2 separate regions of the Homo sapiens genome follow, and region 2 is linked to region 1. A link is a loop called in an ENCODE intact Hi-C map of the cell type or tissue named here. Cell type or tissue: GM12878. All regions are shown on one strand. Links, peaks and the distances in the headings refer to the core of each region. The heading gives the core; the rest is flanking DNA. Region 1 holds the start of BOLL (boule RNA binding protein). Region 2 overlaps ANKRD44 (ankyrin repeat domain 44).

The links. A loop is a pair of places that touch in the nucleus more often than their neighbours do. Peaks named below come from ENCODE experiments on the same cell type or tissue, not always from the same donor. Only the 100,000 strongest peaks of a DNase experiment are listed, where the experiment ranks them.
Region 2: a loop joins it to region 1, with 4 times the contacts of the local background. A loop is called at or near these places in 2 of 110 quality-filtered maps.

The regions. Positions count from the first base shown.
Region 1 is chr2:197,782,392-197,790,732 of GRCh38, forward strand. It overlaps BOLL (boule RNA binding protein), which reads right to left and starts at 2,928. Exons shown (of 11, transcript NM_033030.6): 1 at 2,665-2,928. RefSeq lists an enhancer at 4,104-4,333. In GM12878, for the core only: a CTCF peak has its summit at 3,729 (motif pointing left); no DNase peak of the experiment used is centred there.
Region 2 is chr2:197,170,145-197,178,485 of GRCh38, forward strand. All of the region lies in intron 2 of ANKRD44 (ankyrin repeat domain 44), which reads right to left. Among named protein-coding and RNA genes, the nearest start is that of ANKRD44-AS1, 24 kb to the right of the region's middle. In GM12878, for the core only: no CTCF peak of the experiment used is centred there; no DNase peak of the experiment used is centred there.

The DNA.
Region 1 (8,341 bases), core at 51-8,050:
ACAAGAATAACCAAACAACCCTCCATTCTGGCTGATATGAGTGACTGCTCCTTCTTTATCAGCTATAGTTTTAGCCTCGATCCATTTTTCTTTCCTTTTAGATAAAAGTTAACACATCCAATCATAGAATTACTACCATTTCCTGACGCTATACATTCCAGAGTAAAGCCCTACTTCCTTAAACCCTCTCTAGAAATTGCTCAACAGAAGCCTATATCCTGTAAGTTCTAACACCTTCTGATTGAGAGGCCCCATGGTTTATGTTTTCCCTTGTTTGAACAATTAACAGACCCAACTTTACTAAATGACGCATGTGTTCCTGGTGGTCTTTAACTAATGGTCATCGACAAGTTAATAAACTCTAACATTCACATTCACCATTTTCAGCCTGAAAGTCAAAATTTTAAATGCACTTGTCAATTTGAAGATTGGACTGATTTTGTTAAAAAATTATATACTTGTAGCTCATAAATGTTTATTCCAAAGAATTAGCTCAGTACATATCCACATGTTCACAATTCTAAGTTAGAGGACATAATTTAAATTTTAATAAATATATATAAATGTATAAGCCTTTGCAGAATGGTAAGATAATAGACTTTTAAGGTATAACTGAAAAAAAACCCAAGACTTGAGAATCACATTGAAGAGAAACCAATTCAAGAACTGGTGAATTATTTTCCATCTGGAAACACTAAACACACTTCTGAGACAAACCCCATAATATCCTAAAGACAAACCCCATAATATCCTAAATGTGTGCTTCAAAAAACTTGAAGTAAACTGGGTGTTGTGGCTTGTGCCTGTAATCCCAGCTGCTTGGGAGGCTGAGGCAGGAGGATTGCTTGAGATCAGGAGTTCGAGACCAGCCTGGGCAACAAAGAAAGACCCCATCTCAAAAAGAAAGAAAAAGAAAATAACAAAAGCTTGAAGTTCATAATTCCAATTCTCTGAGAAACAAACTCATGAAAATGAATCTCCAGCTCAGGTAATAAAGTTGTTCTTTTTCAAATTTGTTCTGCTCTTTCTTCTCTGGCCAATACAATCACAATCCCTAAATTAATCTTTGCAAGATGTACAGAGAAATGACTAGGGCAGGAGTGGCAATTGGGCTATAGGCTGGACCTTATGGGCTCTCTTCCCCATCCAGCCTTAAGGAAGTATGTACTCCTAATAAGGGAATATGTAAATACTTCTTTTAAAACACAGAAAAGCCACCACATTTAATAATTACTATGTTGTAGTTTCCAATGAAAGAAACTGGGAATCTAATCTTAACAGCTTTCTCTCTGGGCACTTGGAGGTTATTTGTGACTTCAGTCACTTCGCTCAGTAGGATATAATGCTCAGAATGGGTAATTCTGGAATGCTTAGTATTTTTCAACTATGGATTTTGTATTGCTAGAGATAATATAACAGCTCTAGTAGATGTAATCTTGTCTTTCTGCCCATTTGTTTACAGTGTCAAAATTACCTATTTGCTAAATTTAAAAAATCATTCTTCATGAAATTCTCTTATTGAAAATAAGATGTACTAATATGTTCGCAAGTTTAAGTAAAAGACAAACCCCATTATATTTCATTGAGAGAAGGATGAAATGAACGGAAGTAAACAGTGCTTTATTTCCAATCTCGAGAAACTAAAGGATACTCCCTGAGAAAAGAAAAACAACCTTTCACACTCAATTCACTTCATTCTCCTCCACTCTCTAAGGCTCTATTGTGGGCTCGCTCTGCTTAAGTTTTCTCCCTCATCATTTTCTAACATACGATATAGTTTACTTAGTATGTTTATTATCTGTCTCCACTATTATGTAATGCACCAGGGCAGAAGTTTTGCTTTTTTCATGGCAGCATCTAAAGTACTGACAGTACACAGCAGGTGCTCAATAAATATCTGTTGAATGACTAAAAGTGAATCATTTCTTCAGGAGAGACCTGCTCATGATATGCCAAATAGGCTGAAGGCTAAAGAATACAGTATAACAGCAGTCTAATACATATATATATATATATATATATATATATATATATATATATATATATATATATATATATTTGAGACAGTCTTGCTCTGTCGCCAGGCTGGAGTGCAGTGGCGTGATTTCGGCTCACTGCAACCTCCGCCTCCCTGGTTCAAGAGATTCTCCTGCCTCAGCCTCCTGAGTAGCTGAGACTACAGGTGCGCACCACCACGCCCAGCTAATTTTTTTGTATTAGTAGAGATGGGTTTTCACCATTTTGGCCAGGATGGTCTCGATCTCCTGACCTCGTGATCCGCCCACCTTGGCCTCCCAAAGTGCTGGGATTACAGGCGGGAGCCATCGCGCCAGGCCTACAAAATATTTTAATGTTAGCAATAGCAAGGCTCAGGTGGAGGCAACATCTAAGTTCATTATAAACAATTAGCGATGCATTGAGTTAAACAACAAAGAAAGCCTGAAATTCCACTAGCAATAATTCCGCATGTGTTACGGAAACACCTAGATGGGGACTGTTGCCGGGTTTGAAGGCTCCTCCGTTTGCTAAAACTTCCAGCACTAGAGAGTTTATTAAACTACTCCTCCAAAGCAATGTGCCCTCACTGGCCCCTCCCCTTGAGAATCAACCTCGAGATCTAGCATCTATTTTGCAAACGAAGACAGCAGGAACGGGCGGGCTAACCGTCGCAGTCACTGCCTCGGCGCTCCTCCCCCTCCAAGGCCAGCAAGTTGCGGCACTGGGGGAAATGGCCGCGGCGACAACTTCCTCGAGTTCTCTCGGGTCATCGTGAACTTGGGCACCGAAACGAGGATCCACCCCCTCCCCACCAAAGTGCGGGAGGGAAAAGAAGGCTAGCCAGCGAGAAATTTTGCCCCACAAATCCGCCAGCAGCAGTGGCGGGAAGCCTCAACGGCAGCGACCCCGCCGCTGGCCTCGTGCGCAGCTGGTCCCCACCCTCGCGCGGCGCTCCCTGATTGGCTGCTGGCGGCGGGACGGGGCGGGGCGGGATGGCACGTTGCCGCTGCGCCTCGGGCCTGTGCGGGCAGTCCTCCTTCACTTCCCCAAGTCCACCCTGACTGGCTTGGGTGCACAGCCAGGGCTAGAGTGTCCGGGTCCCGCCTGGGCCACAGGCGGGCCCTGCCAGGTCTCTCAGACCTTCCGGTCCTCGCTGACCAGTCGGGGAGTGGAGGCGTCGACCGCCCTGGCAACTCCTCGCCTTGGGCGGCTGGGTCGAGTTCGGCCGCAGGGAGCGTCAAAGACGCTGCCTAGCCCAATTTCGGCGGGAAAGCGGTTTACCTGCTCGGACTTCGCTGGGTGCCTGGCAGCCCGCCGCCTCCCGAAACATCCACGCCTGAGGTCCCCTGGCCCGTCTACACCCAGTCCAGGCCCCGTGGCGGCGCCTTTCTGACCCCCATGACACAGCCAGACGAGGTCTGCGGGCGGGTGGCTCCTGGCAGCGGTCGATGGGGCACCTGGCCACGTTTCTTCCCAACCAGATAGCGAGCGTTTGGGGCCTTCACCTCGCCCCTCCAAGCCCTCAGGGACAGGCTCCACGCTGCTCCTTCTCCCCGCTATCCCGCGCCCTGGGGCCCTGATCGCCGTACTCACCGGCCCGGACTCGGTTTCCATCTTCCTCTCTGCTCTTCAGAGACGCGGGGTAGGGAAAAGAAGCCTAAAGTTTGAAACCACCTTCACGCCAAGGCAGCAGCGCTGCTTGTCCTGCCTGGGACTCTCGCCCCCTGGCGGCGAGGGTGGCTGTGGCAGCTGCAGGGAAGCAGGCTCGGACCCCGGCCCTGAACCTGCCACCTGGCGGGTGGGGAGAAGCGGACTGCGTCGCCTCGGGTGGCAGGTGGCGGTGCGGGCGGGCGCTGCAAGCCGGAGAGGGGCGCGGGAGGGCGAGTTTCGGCTGTGGCCCTGGGACTCCGAGCCGGGGCGTCTCAGGGGCAGAGCGCACGGCACAGCGGGGCGGGCGTGGGGCGTGCGGAGCGAGGGCTCGGTTCTGGGACCCCTCTCGCCTTCTCTCAGACGGCTGGGGAGGAGAGAGCGAGCGGTCAGGCAAAGCTCCATGCACGCCTTCCCCTCTCCTCCACTTGAGAAGAGTCGGCCTCTGGGACTGGTGGGTTTCGAGAGGTTGAGGTGACCTTAAGGCTTTACTGAGGTAGAAGAAGCCGGTTGACGGGCGACTTCCGAAGACTGGTGTAAAGCGAAGAAGGTTCTAGAGTCAAACTCTGACTCTCGGGGCCTGACTCGCAAAACTCGGGGGCTCCCGAGAAGCCGCGGACGCCGCTCTGCACCTGTTGCCGCCGTCACTCATCCCGCCAGGCGGGCGGGGCCGCGCGGGTGGCTTGGTCAGGACCTGCCATTCAGCCCAGTCGGGCTCCGGTGCTCGCCCCGGACGGCGCCCCAAGCGGGTCCCGGCCCCGCTGAGCACCTCCAGCAGTGGCACAGCCTCTGGAGGGGTCCGGGACGAAGCCACCCGCGCGGTAGGGGGCGACTTAGCGGTTTCAGCCTCCAACAGCCTTGGGATCGCCTTTGGAAGAAGATTGCGCTTTTTTTCTTAAATTAATGAATTAATTTACTAATTATTTTTATTTTTGAGACGGAGTCTCGCACTGTCGCCCGGGCTGGAGTGCAGTGGCGCGATCTCGGCTCACTGCAACCTCCGCCTTCCGGATTCAAGCGATTCTCCTTGTCTCAGCCTCCCGAGTAGCTGGGATTACAGGCGCCCGCTACCACGGCTAATTTTTGTATTTTTAGTAGAGACGGGGTTTCACCATGTTGGCCAGGCTTGAACTTCTGACTTCAAGTGAGCTGCCTGTCTTGGCCGCTCAAATTGTTGGGATTACAGGCTTGAGCCACCGTGCCCGTCCAGTTGACTAATTATTTAGACACGAAGGCTCACTCTGTCGCCCAGGCTGGAGTGCAGTGGTGCGATCACGCTCACTGAATTCTCGACCTCCTGGGCTCAAGCGATCCTCCCACCTCAGCCTTCTGAGTAGCTGGGACCACAGGCAGGCCCACGCCACCATGCCTGGCTGAAAGAAGACTGCTTTGTAAATAATACGTATTTCTAGTAGGTAGCTAAAATGATTACAACTGGATAAACTTATAGTAATGATTATCATTATTATAGCTGCCATTTATCAAGTACTCACTTTGTTTCAGGCACAATGCTTTATGATCAGTATCATTTAATCTTTTCATGCTCACAGCAACCTTTCAGATAGATGCTCCAATTATCGTCATAGTACGTGATGAAGCAGAGATTTGAAGGATAAGTAATTTGGTCAAGATCTAAAGCTGTAGGAGGTTTAACCCTCGTCTCCCCCCCAACCCACAGTTCTTGATCATAACCATTTTGCCACATATTTTTAAAGAATCAGCAGTAACAACTGTTAAAATTTACACCAGTAATAACTATTGTACACACTACTATAAAAGTTTGACTTTGGGTTACTTTGCCTTCAAGATATAGAATTAAAAACAGAGTGAATATATTAATTTTTGATTTATTCAAAGATTAGCTCTTCATATTATTTTACCCAAAATAAAATGGGAAACAATTTTTGTTTATCTTACCCGAAGAATCCCTAAAGTCATTATACATTTCTGCATGCAATTTAAGCTCATTTTACCAGGTTTCAGTCTCTGTGGAAATCGAGAATACAAACCTATTTAGATGAAAACTCATATTCTAAAGCATAATAATCTTACTGTTCAATACCAGTAGAACTAATCTTCTTTGGGCATTTTTTTTTCCTAGGACTGTTGCTGGATTTGGGTAGATGTTACTATCCTCTCTTGCCCAAAACATTTTGACTAAAAACACTTATTTTCAAGAACTACATTCTCTTAAAAAATGTATTCAGCGCAGTAGGTGTTTAATCTGACAAAAATTTACGTAATTTAGGGAACGCTAACTGTATTTCAAGGCTGGTGTTGGGTACTAGAGGGATATACTTTATTTTCAGTGTGGCAGTTCTCTGTTCTGCCTCTTACTATTAATTCTTACACCAAAAGGAAAGTTCAGCTTTAAAACTTGGATAAACCACATAAAATTATGCAATGCACCCCAATTTAGTAGACACTTAACAGAGTTCCTATTCTGTGCAGTACATAATGGAATATAATGTGGGAGATATGAAGATGAAGAACAGGGGTGTCCAATCTTTTGGCTTCCCTGGGCTACATTGGAAGAATAATTGTCTTGGGCCACACATAAAATACATAAACACTAACGATAGCTTATGAGCTAAAAAAATAAATCACAAAATCTCATAATGTTTTAAGAAAGTTTACGAATTTGTGTTGGGCCGCATTCAAATGCGGCCCATGGGCCACCAGTTGGACAAGCTTGAAGAACAAGGTCAAACCTCTGTTCTCAAAGCATTTTAAATCTAGAAGGATAGAAAAAACTAATTACTCCAAACAGTATAATATAAATATGCTTATAAGAAAATAAAATACAGGCATAACAGGCTGAGTGATATATTAACAATGATCAACGGTCTGTGGGAGAACAGAGGATAGCATCATAGAGCACAGTGTCCAGGGCTGGGTAAGGGCATTGTTAAGGCTGGAATGCTGGTCTGGGCAGAAAAATTGAGGGAAAGATATTGAGCCTGCATCATGTACCTAATGCTGGGCTAGCCACATTCTTTTTAAGTCTTAGTTCTCTCTTTTTCTTAGTCTCTCTTTTTCTCTCTCTCATTGGAAACCTGAGTCTTAGAGAGGTAAAAGTGACTCTCGTGGTCACATTGCTAGTAAGTGGTGGATGTCATTTTCAAAACTTTGTTCCTTTTTTTAAATTATACCTTAAGTTCTAGGGTACATGTGCACAACGTGCAGGTTTGTTACATAGGTATACATGTACCATGTTGGTTTACTGCACCCATTAATTCATCATTTACATTAGGTATTTCTCCTAATGCTATCCCCCCCCTACCAGCCCCCTACCCAACAACAGGCACTGGGGTGTGATGTTTCCCACCCTGTGTCCAAGTGTTCTCATTGTTCAGTTCCCACCTATGAGTGAGAACATGTGGTGTTTGGTTTTCTGTCCTTGCGATAGCTTGCTCAGAATGATGGTTTCCAGCTGCATCCATGTCCCTGCAAAGGACATGAACTCATCCTTTTTTATGGCTGCATAGTATTATACCATGGTGTATATGTGCCACATTTTCTTAATCCAGTCCATCATTGATGGACATTTGGGTTGGTTCCAAGTCTTTGCTATTGTGAATAGTGCTGCAATAAACATACGTGTGCATGTGTCTTTACAGTAGCATGATTTATGTTCGGGCTCAGTGCACTTTGTCATGTTACTTATACTATGGCAATAAAGAGAATTTTATTCTGGAGACCTTTGTAAATAGGGACCATTGAAGATGATTGAACCAGGAAGTTGTATAATCAGAGCCAAATTTTAGGAAGATATTTTCATATCAAAGAAGAGTTTTTGAGGGGCACAGACTGGAAACAGATAGTTGAATTTGGAGGAGAAAACAATTCAAGTGAAAAATAATGGGGACCTGAACAAAGGTGACAGGAGTGAGAATCAAACACTGGGAAAAGGTTAAAGAGATACCAGTGAGGAATTGAGACTGTTGGGCATGGGTGATGATGGAGAGGGATTGGTGAGGCTCATTCAGAAATCTGGTTTCACATATGGGAGATACTGTTTACCAAGATAAACATAAAAGTATAGCACATTACAAATTGCAAACCTAAAAATCCCATTTTCTTAAGTTTTCTGCCAGGTTCCCAATGTTTCTCATCTTTTTTCTTCGCACAATCTGTTCAGAACATAGTCTTTGTTTCAGGGATTTACCCAACTACCCTTCTTTCTTGCCTTCCCTAGTTGACAGTTCTTCCCTTCTTGCCTCTTGAGTTTTCTAACTTCAGATTGAAGCTCCTAATATCTACTTCTGGCTCTCATTTTCTTGATAACCCTTTGGATGCATTCTCTAGTTTATAGATGTGGATAACTATTTTGTTCCTCCTGTGGGCAGGCTTTATGCTATGGCATGGGATACAGCAATGATTAAGGCCTAGTTCTTGCTCTGGTAGCAAGACCTAGTGGCAGCCTGTGATCTAGTGCAAGAAGCAGCTAAGCAGCCTGTGGTCTAGTGCAAGAAGCAGCTAAGTAAGTAAAAAGTTTATACATTCATTGTGCTAAGCATGGCAGTAGAAGAGTTGCCAGGTACAGAGATAGCCCAGACCAGGGAGTGATTTAACTTGGTAGATAAAACAACATGAAAAGACATGTTTAGAAGATGCCTCTGTTTCCATTTTATTTTTTTTCTTGTTTCCAGATCTATTAACTTATTGTTTCATTTTGGAGGATTTTAGGTGCTTT
Region 2 (8,341 bases), core at 297-8,296, 610 kb before region 1:
ATTCCACTGCACTCCAGCCTGGGCGATAGAACAAGACCCTGTTTCCAAAAAAAAAAAAAAAAAAAAAAAACTGGGAGGCATTCAAAGCCAAATGACATTGAGAAACACGGTGTTCAAGAAAGTTAAACAGATTCCCTTATGGCAGGAATTCTCAGAACCTTTAATATGACAGTTACCTTGTAAATCACTAAAATACAAGGAAATTTGTGGTAGAAGTGCTTCCCAAGTTTACTTGGCCACAAAACTCCCTTTCTTTCCCTCCTAAACACTTGTCAGACTTGTTCTGGACTCTGAGAAACACACTTTGGAAAATGCTGTCATAATGTAGTCTTCCCTAGAGAAAATCTTTCTAACACCATTCCAATTCATTGTGCCTAGAGCAATATTAATAATGACTGAGTCACTGGCAGCAACTTCTTTAAGCTTTGTGCATCTTTATCTTTCTTAGACTTGAAAATAAATGCTTAATGCTAAACACATTTTCATATGTCTTTTTAATATCAGTAAAAAGATCAGATTTTTGTTAAAGTCTGAAATGTTCATGAAGGCAAATATGGAAGGGTAGAAACTGGTGGCAATTTCAAGTTGAATTAAAATGAGATGCAGAGTTTAGAGTCTCTTTCCTGTATTAGAGTAGGCAGCAGTGAGATTCTCTATTTAAATTGTGAAAGTTTCTTTAATGAGCATCAGAGAAGCGGCTTCATGTTTGGGGCACTGGAAGAGCCTTAGTTTTCTCCCCTAGTTGATGGGGCCGGGGGTGGTGGAGATTCCCTGATGATGGAGTGGCAAACTGTGCAGGTAAATTATTGGTCCCAGCTGACAATCAGTACTTGAGAAGGCTGAGGCAGCTTAGAAATAGGAAGTTAAAATATTCATGCCAAGCATCCAGCGTTTGTTTAATCAGGGCTAATGATTAGTTTCTTAATGAAATTTTACAAGCTCAGTTGAACACAGAAAACATTTGCTTCTCTAAAAGCAAACAGGTCTGTTTCTATTATAATCAGACATCTGAACCACAGAAGACCCCCAGCCCTTAGGAGTACAGAGGTGAATCTGTTCAGGAACTTCCGAGTTTTCTTTGAAGATGATAGTGGCCAAAGAGTGATGGGAGAAGGAAGCTGGCGATCAACAAGATTTGAAACTGCAGGATCTAATGCCACAGACCCTGACATAAACTTTGGGCAGTTGTGCTAAACACAGCAGCTCTCAAGTAGAGGGACAGATGATCAAAGGAGCTAATATAGTCAGTGGTTATGCTAGAATGTCTGTTTGGGAGGGCTTTGGAGTGACAGTCTAACTGGAACTACTTTTACATTTCTGGCAGGCTGTTCTTACTTAGGTTATATGAGAAAATTAAATAAAATGAAATTTAAAATTCAGTGAAACAGGAGAAGGAAGGATGATTAGGGAGAACAAAAGGGATTTTTAGATCAGTGAAACTATTCTGTATGATATTATAATGGTGGATGTAAGATATGCACTTGTCAAAACCCACAGACTGTACAACACCAAGACAGAATTCTCATGTAAACTATGGACTTTGGGTGATCGTCAAGTGTCGGTTTGTCATGATGATGTTCATCGATTGTAACAAATGTGCCACTCTTGGGTGGGATGTTAATAGCGGGAGGAAGCCAACCATGTGTAGGGGCAGGTGGTATAGGGGAAGTCTCTTAACTCTGCTTAATTTTGCTGTGAACCTAAAACTGCTATAAAAACTTTAAGCCTTCTTTTAGAAATTCAATTAAAAGGTTTCAAAAGATGTTTTAAGTCATATTTAGTATAAGATGGAGAAAACAATTGCCTAAGTCAAAAATTACTCCCATTATTATTACCATGTCCGTTATTTTTCTTCTTTTTTTTTTTTTTTTTTGAGATAATGTCTCACTCTTGTCTCCCAGGCTGGAGTGCAGTGGCATGATCTTGGCTCACTGCAACCTCCACCTCCCAGCGTCAAGTAATTCTCCTGCCTCAGCCTTCCAAATAGCTGGGATTACAGGTGCCCACCACCACACTCGACTAACTTTTGCATTTTTAGTAGAGAGGGGGGCTTCACCATATTGGCCAGGCTGGTCTAGAACTCCTGACCTCAAGTGATCCACCCAACTTGGCCTCCCAAAGTGTTGGGATTACAGGTGTGAGCCACCACGCCCGGCCCCATTATTATTCTTAATAGCTTGAAGAAAGTGGTTGATAAAGGTGGTAGGTAAGCTGAAAAGCTCTCCCGCCACCACCAAATCCCCCTACCCATGTACTTCCTGACACTGTTGAGTGTAGGAGTCTAGTGCTGTAAGAGCCCTGGCTACACCAGGAACGTGCAGTGATGGAACATTTCTACCTCTATTGCAGTACTGACGTTTCCTCTGTGATCTTGGCTTACATGTCTGTCTCACTCACCTGATTGTATGATCCAGCAGGGCAGGAACCCTGTCCTATTCATCTTATTTTGTTTGTTTGAGACAGAATCTCACTCTGTCGCCCAGGCTGGGGTGCAGTCACAACCTCCATCTCCCAAGGTCAAGCAATTCTTATGCCTCAGCCTCCCAAGTAACTGGGGTTACAGGTGCCCACGACCACACCCAGCTAATTTTTTGTATTTTTAGTAGAGACAGGGTTTCACCATGTTGCTTAGGCTGGTTTCACACTCCTCAGCTCAAGTGATCCGCCCACCTTGGCCTCCCAAACTGTTGGGATTACAGGCTTGAGCCACCACACCTGACCAACTGTCCTATTCATCTTATAGTCCCAACCCCTAGCACAGCACCAGGAACACGGTAGATGCTCAATAACTGTCTGCTGATTGAATAGAAGTGAAACAGCCAAGGTTAAATAGATAATTTAGCTGTCTGCCCTATATGTTTTAAAATTGTTTTTCCATACTCAAGTTTAATAAAGTTTGAGGAAATATGCTAACCAAATTTATTAGTTTGCATTAAAAAGACCTGTTTTGAAATTGTTAAATGGCTAAAGTCTGACTGTATCTTTAGAAACAAGATATTCATAGTACAGCCCCAACAATTTCTATAAGCAAAATGCAAAACAGGATCAATCATGTGATCTTTCTAGAAAAGTTTCACACTGAGCCCTAGACTACTAAGTCATTATTCAAAATTATGGGTGGTAAAATCTTCCTTAACTTTTTCAGTGACACCTACAATTATATCACAAAATATTCAAAACCCTTTCTAAATAAAACTTTGTCCTCTAGCAAGTATTCTTTTAATAGGAAGCTCACAAAGAGGATATTTAAATGTGTCCTAAAGAAAACCCAGGCACTGCAGTAATTCTGTACCTATATTTGAAGTCGAGTTGTCATGTTATAGCAAAAACAGACTTCCCTGACATTTAGAATCTTGTCAAAAGCCAAGTTCTGAATATTACTTTAGGGCACCTTGACACATTTGTTCTCTAGTTTCCCTGCTTGAGAGAAAAACTATCAAGGTTTTCTAATATGGGAGACCTATATATTGAAATGTATCATTTCTGAGGGAAATCTATTTTTAAGGTACCGAGAACAAAGTCAAAAGTCCTTGAAAAAGAGATTTTTATAATTAAATGGATTCAATGGTGCCAAGTAAAATTCATTCCCTAAAAATACAACTTACAGCCCGGGTGTGGTGGCTCACACCTGTAATCCAAACACTTTGGGAAGCCGAGGTGGGTGGATCACCTGAGGTCAGGAGTTCAAGACCAGCCTGGCCAACATGGTGAAACCCCATCTCTACTAACAATACAAAAATTAGCCGGGCATGGTAGCACATGTCTGTAATCTCAGCTACTCGGGAGGCTGAGGCAGGAGAATCACTTGAACTCAGGAGGCAGAGGTTGCAGTGAGCTGAGATTGCGCTACTGCACTCCAGCCTGGGTGACAGAGTGAGACTTAGTCTCAAAAATAAATAAATAAATAAACAAACAAACAACTTACAATGGTGTTATTTTTACAAACAGTACAGTCCTTATGAAAATTCTTACATGGTTCTCTTGCTATCCCATTTTTCTAAGGTATATGACTTAATAAGTTTTTAAATTTTTTTAATGGTGGTAAAATACACATAACATAAAATTTACCATCTTAATCATTTTTTCTAACTCATGTTTATTATTTGTACAATCGTTAGCACAGGTCAGAATCAGAGAGCCTAGGACAAAAGGAGGTTGATAGAGCCATGATTAAAAAGCTGTAACTAAGAATGGATCCACTGTGATAAAAGCCTACAAGGAATATCATAGGAATATGAAATATATGAAGTAAATGCTCATGTATCCACATAGATGAATCTGGAACATATAATGTTGAGTGAGAAAAAGCAAGTTACAGACCATACAAACTGTTCACATATGTAACGTTTTTAAAGATACACAACACTGTTTATTGTTCTAGCATTTATGTATATATGTGCACATAAAGGTATTGATAAAATTAGAGTATATAAAGACAAGGATAAAACTTCAGGACAGTGGTTCCCCCTGGGGAGAGAGGCGGGGAGGGAGGTGATGTGTCAGGGAGATTAAAAGAGGCTTCAGCTCTGTTCATGCGTTCCTAGCCAGTGCTGGCACCACTGTAGGTGCAGGTGACTCAACCATAAGCAAAGCCATGATGAGCTCATGGAGCTGAACAGTTAGTGGAGAAAGACAGAAGACAAACAAATAAATTCACTACATATGTCAGGTGGTGAGAAGTGCTAGGAAGGAGAAGTTAGAGGTTGATTAAGGGTTGCTATTTTACATGGGAAGATCAGGGGAGGTGTCCCAGATAAGGAGGCATTCATGCAAAAACATGAATGACACAAGGGTGTGAGTCTATGTTTACATATGGAACAAACCTTTAAGTCTATAAAATTTTATGATGGTTCTTTTAAAGTAAATATGGCAAAGTGTTAACATTTATTCTTAGTGGTGGGCTCTTGTTGTTTTTTGAAAGTTTGAAAATTTTCATAATAAAAAAAGATTTTTTTAAACGCACTGTCTATTACTGAAAGATGAGGAGGCAGGATGTCAGACATCTCTGGATCTTTTCCAAATGAAATATCTTGAGCCTGTGACTGGAGGTCCTATTTCTTTAAGTGTTCTTACATATTGGGACTTCCTGAGAAAAGCCGGTAATGGGCAATACTTCCCAACCATTAGGTTATGCATGCTTGTTTGCCTATCTGTCCATCTTTGCTTCCCAAATAAAACGCATGCCTGCTCAAACATGGAGTGTCCCCTGCTTGAAAGAGACAAGGTCAGAAGATGAAGAGTCAATCCTGCATGTGTGTTTTCAGTAGGAGAAAAGGCATATATGAAAAGCAAGTGAGGATGCAAGGTATAAATCAACATGAAGCACTGATGACAAAAGACAGATGCTGGAGGGAAAAACACACAGTGTCGGTACCACTGAGCTGAAGAGCCACCATTTAGTATGTACTAGTGTCACCCTTCTCCCTCCCTCCCCCAAAGAAAGGGACATGGTATCATGTTCTGTTCCCAGGTGCTCAAAGCAGAAAAAAGTTGCAGCAATGTGATTCCTTCAATGCTTTTTGGAGTTAACATAAATTGACCAAGAAAGTACACAATGAAGTATTCAGGGTGTCAGCTCTAGTGCTACATCTGTAAGAAGTATTTTAAAAATATTTGGTGAATGAATGAATGTAACTGAGGTTATTCATGACAGTATTACATAAATGATACATATTTCTGTACTCAGAGCATTTCCTAGGTCACAAAAGGCTATTACATACCATGGCAGAGACTGCTGTTTTACCCCAACATCTCTCTTGCTTTCATAATAGGAACCCTGATTTTTAGGTTCCTAAAAGTACATCACCACCTAATGCAGTTCCGGACAATATATAAGCAATTGTGTCCTTAGTGGAAGTGTCCTTAAAGAGGGAGGGCATACCCTTCTTCTGCCTTCTTCCTTCCCACTAGTTGGAATTTGGATGTGATGGCTGGGGCTCAAGTGGCCATTTTGAGCAAGGAGATAGAAGCCATCTACCAAGGATGGCAGCACAAAAGGAAACAAAGATTGGACTGTGACACCATGGAGTGTCATGCTAGTCCTGGACAGCCTATCTCTGGACTTGCACATGGGAAATAAATAAACTTCTATCTTATTCAAAACTTCGAAATTTTAGTAAACTACATGTCTACTTTACTGAAAACTACGGTTTTGCTGTTTTTGTTGTTTCTCTGTTGAATGCAGCCAAATCTTACCCTAACTGATATACATACATCATCTCATCTCCCTAACCACACCTTATAAAGTTTATTATGATGCCCACATTATAGAACTGAGGCCAGAGGAGGTTAATTGGCTTGCTCAAGGACCCATAGAACCCAAGACTTCTATCTTCAAGCCAAGCCCAGTGCTCTCTATACTCATAGTTGTATTTTGGTGTGACTGATATGGATTATTTACCAATAAATGAAATATATTAAGTGAGGACATAGCAGCTTGGCTGTAAAGGAATTATATCAGCAACTCTGGACATGAGCTTGTAGGAGTAGGGAAAACCAGAAAGAGGTTTAGAAAGGGGAACTGAGAGATTAGGAAAAGACAGCCTGTGTTACATGCAGAAAGACTTTAGAAAGTACAAAGTGAGAAACCCATTTATACTATCCTACACTGCCAGAAATAGCCTTCTGAGCAGACAGTTGGCAAGTGACCCGGGTATAACCAGCTATGCAACCTCCTGGTAAAAAATCTTACCTACCTCTCCAACCCCCTAGGCTTCTTACCCTAACTGAATACCATATACACATTTCAGGTCTTTTAAAGTCAGTGTTTCAAGGGTATAATAATAATAATAATAATACATCTACAAACTTACAGTTGGAAGGCCCTCTGGCTGTCATAATCATATAGTTATTTAACATTTGAAACCTAAAGCAATAGGTCCTTGGTAAAAATCAGGGCCGGCACAATTAGTTGATCTAAAATATACTTTATATCCTTTTCATTTAAACATGTCTTTTAAGAATAATCTGGGTATGTGGTTACCTCTGCCCATTCACTTTTGAAACGTAAGAGTTATTACTTTTCCAAAAAGCTTCTTAAAATTTTTCTGATTACGTTTTTTCATTGTAAAAGAAATTGGAAAGTAAAAGGTATCTGAAAAGTTTTAATTGATTTTTAGCTTGAGCAAAACTAATAATCCATTTTCCATAATTTATTATATAAAATGTGATGATGGTAGAAGAAAGAAAAGAATTCTACTAAGATGGCAACAGGTCCCACCAACACCACTTCCTCAGGGTCCAGCTAATCCCATGAGAAGAGCCCTTGCAATATGTAAAAGATGGGAGCGCCATTATGCTTGTCACCGTGAGTAGTAAGTACCACGCCACTGAAATGTGCTCTACACTTATTCAAACTGACAAATACAATGAACACATTTTAAAAGTCAAATCTTTATAGTAAAGCAATTTGGGAAGCTAGTTTGCTTTCTCGTGAGTTTGTGTGTGTGTTTGTGTGTGTGTGTGTATATATTTATATAAATTTTTTACCATTTCTAAATATAATACATGGTCAGTGTAAAAAAACTTTAATAATACATAAAGAAATAAAGAAAAAGGCAAAAATCCCACCACCAAGATTCAGCTATAATTAATGTTTTGGAGAATATTCTTCTAGATTTCTTCTTCTATACCCACAAATACACATGATATCTGCTGTTTAACAACTGTTTCACTCAAAAATATATCTTGAAGAGCTTACCTTTCAATATGTAATAAATACATATGCAGATAAATACAAAGCACACTTTTTAAAGATAACATGATACAACCTCATGTGGATGTTCTGCAATAAATTTAAGAAATAACCTATTGGTTGTTTGCAATTTCTGGTTATTATAAACCAGATAGCAACAAACATCTTTTTGTATATATAGTTAACCAATTATTTCTCTTAGGGTGAATCCCCCACAGTTAGAATGTTGATGCATACTGCCAAACTGCCCTCCAAAGGGTAGTACAAATTACTCTCCCCAAAAAGGCATCAGAGTGGTTGGGATTTGATTTTCATCTTTGCCAACTGGAGGGTCAAGAATGACACCACGCTGAGCACAGTGGCTCACACCTATAATTCCAGCACTTTCTTTGGGAGGCCAAAACAGGAGGATAACTTGAGGCCAGAAGTTTGAGACGAGCCTGGGCAACACAGCGAGAACTTGTCTCTACAAAAAGTTAAAAAATTAGCAGGGCATGGTGGCACACTCCTGTAGTCCCAGCTACTTGGGAAGCTGAGGCAGGAGGACTGCTTGAGACCAGGAGTTCAAGGCTGCAGTGAGCTATGGTCATGCCACTGCACTCCAGCCTGGGAAACAGAGTGAAACCCTGTCTCTAAAAAAAAAAAATT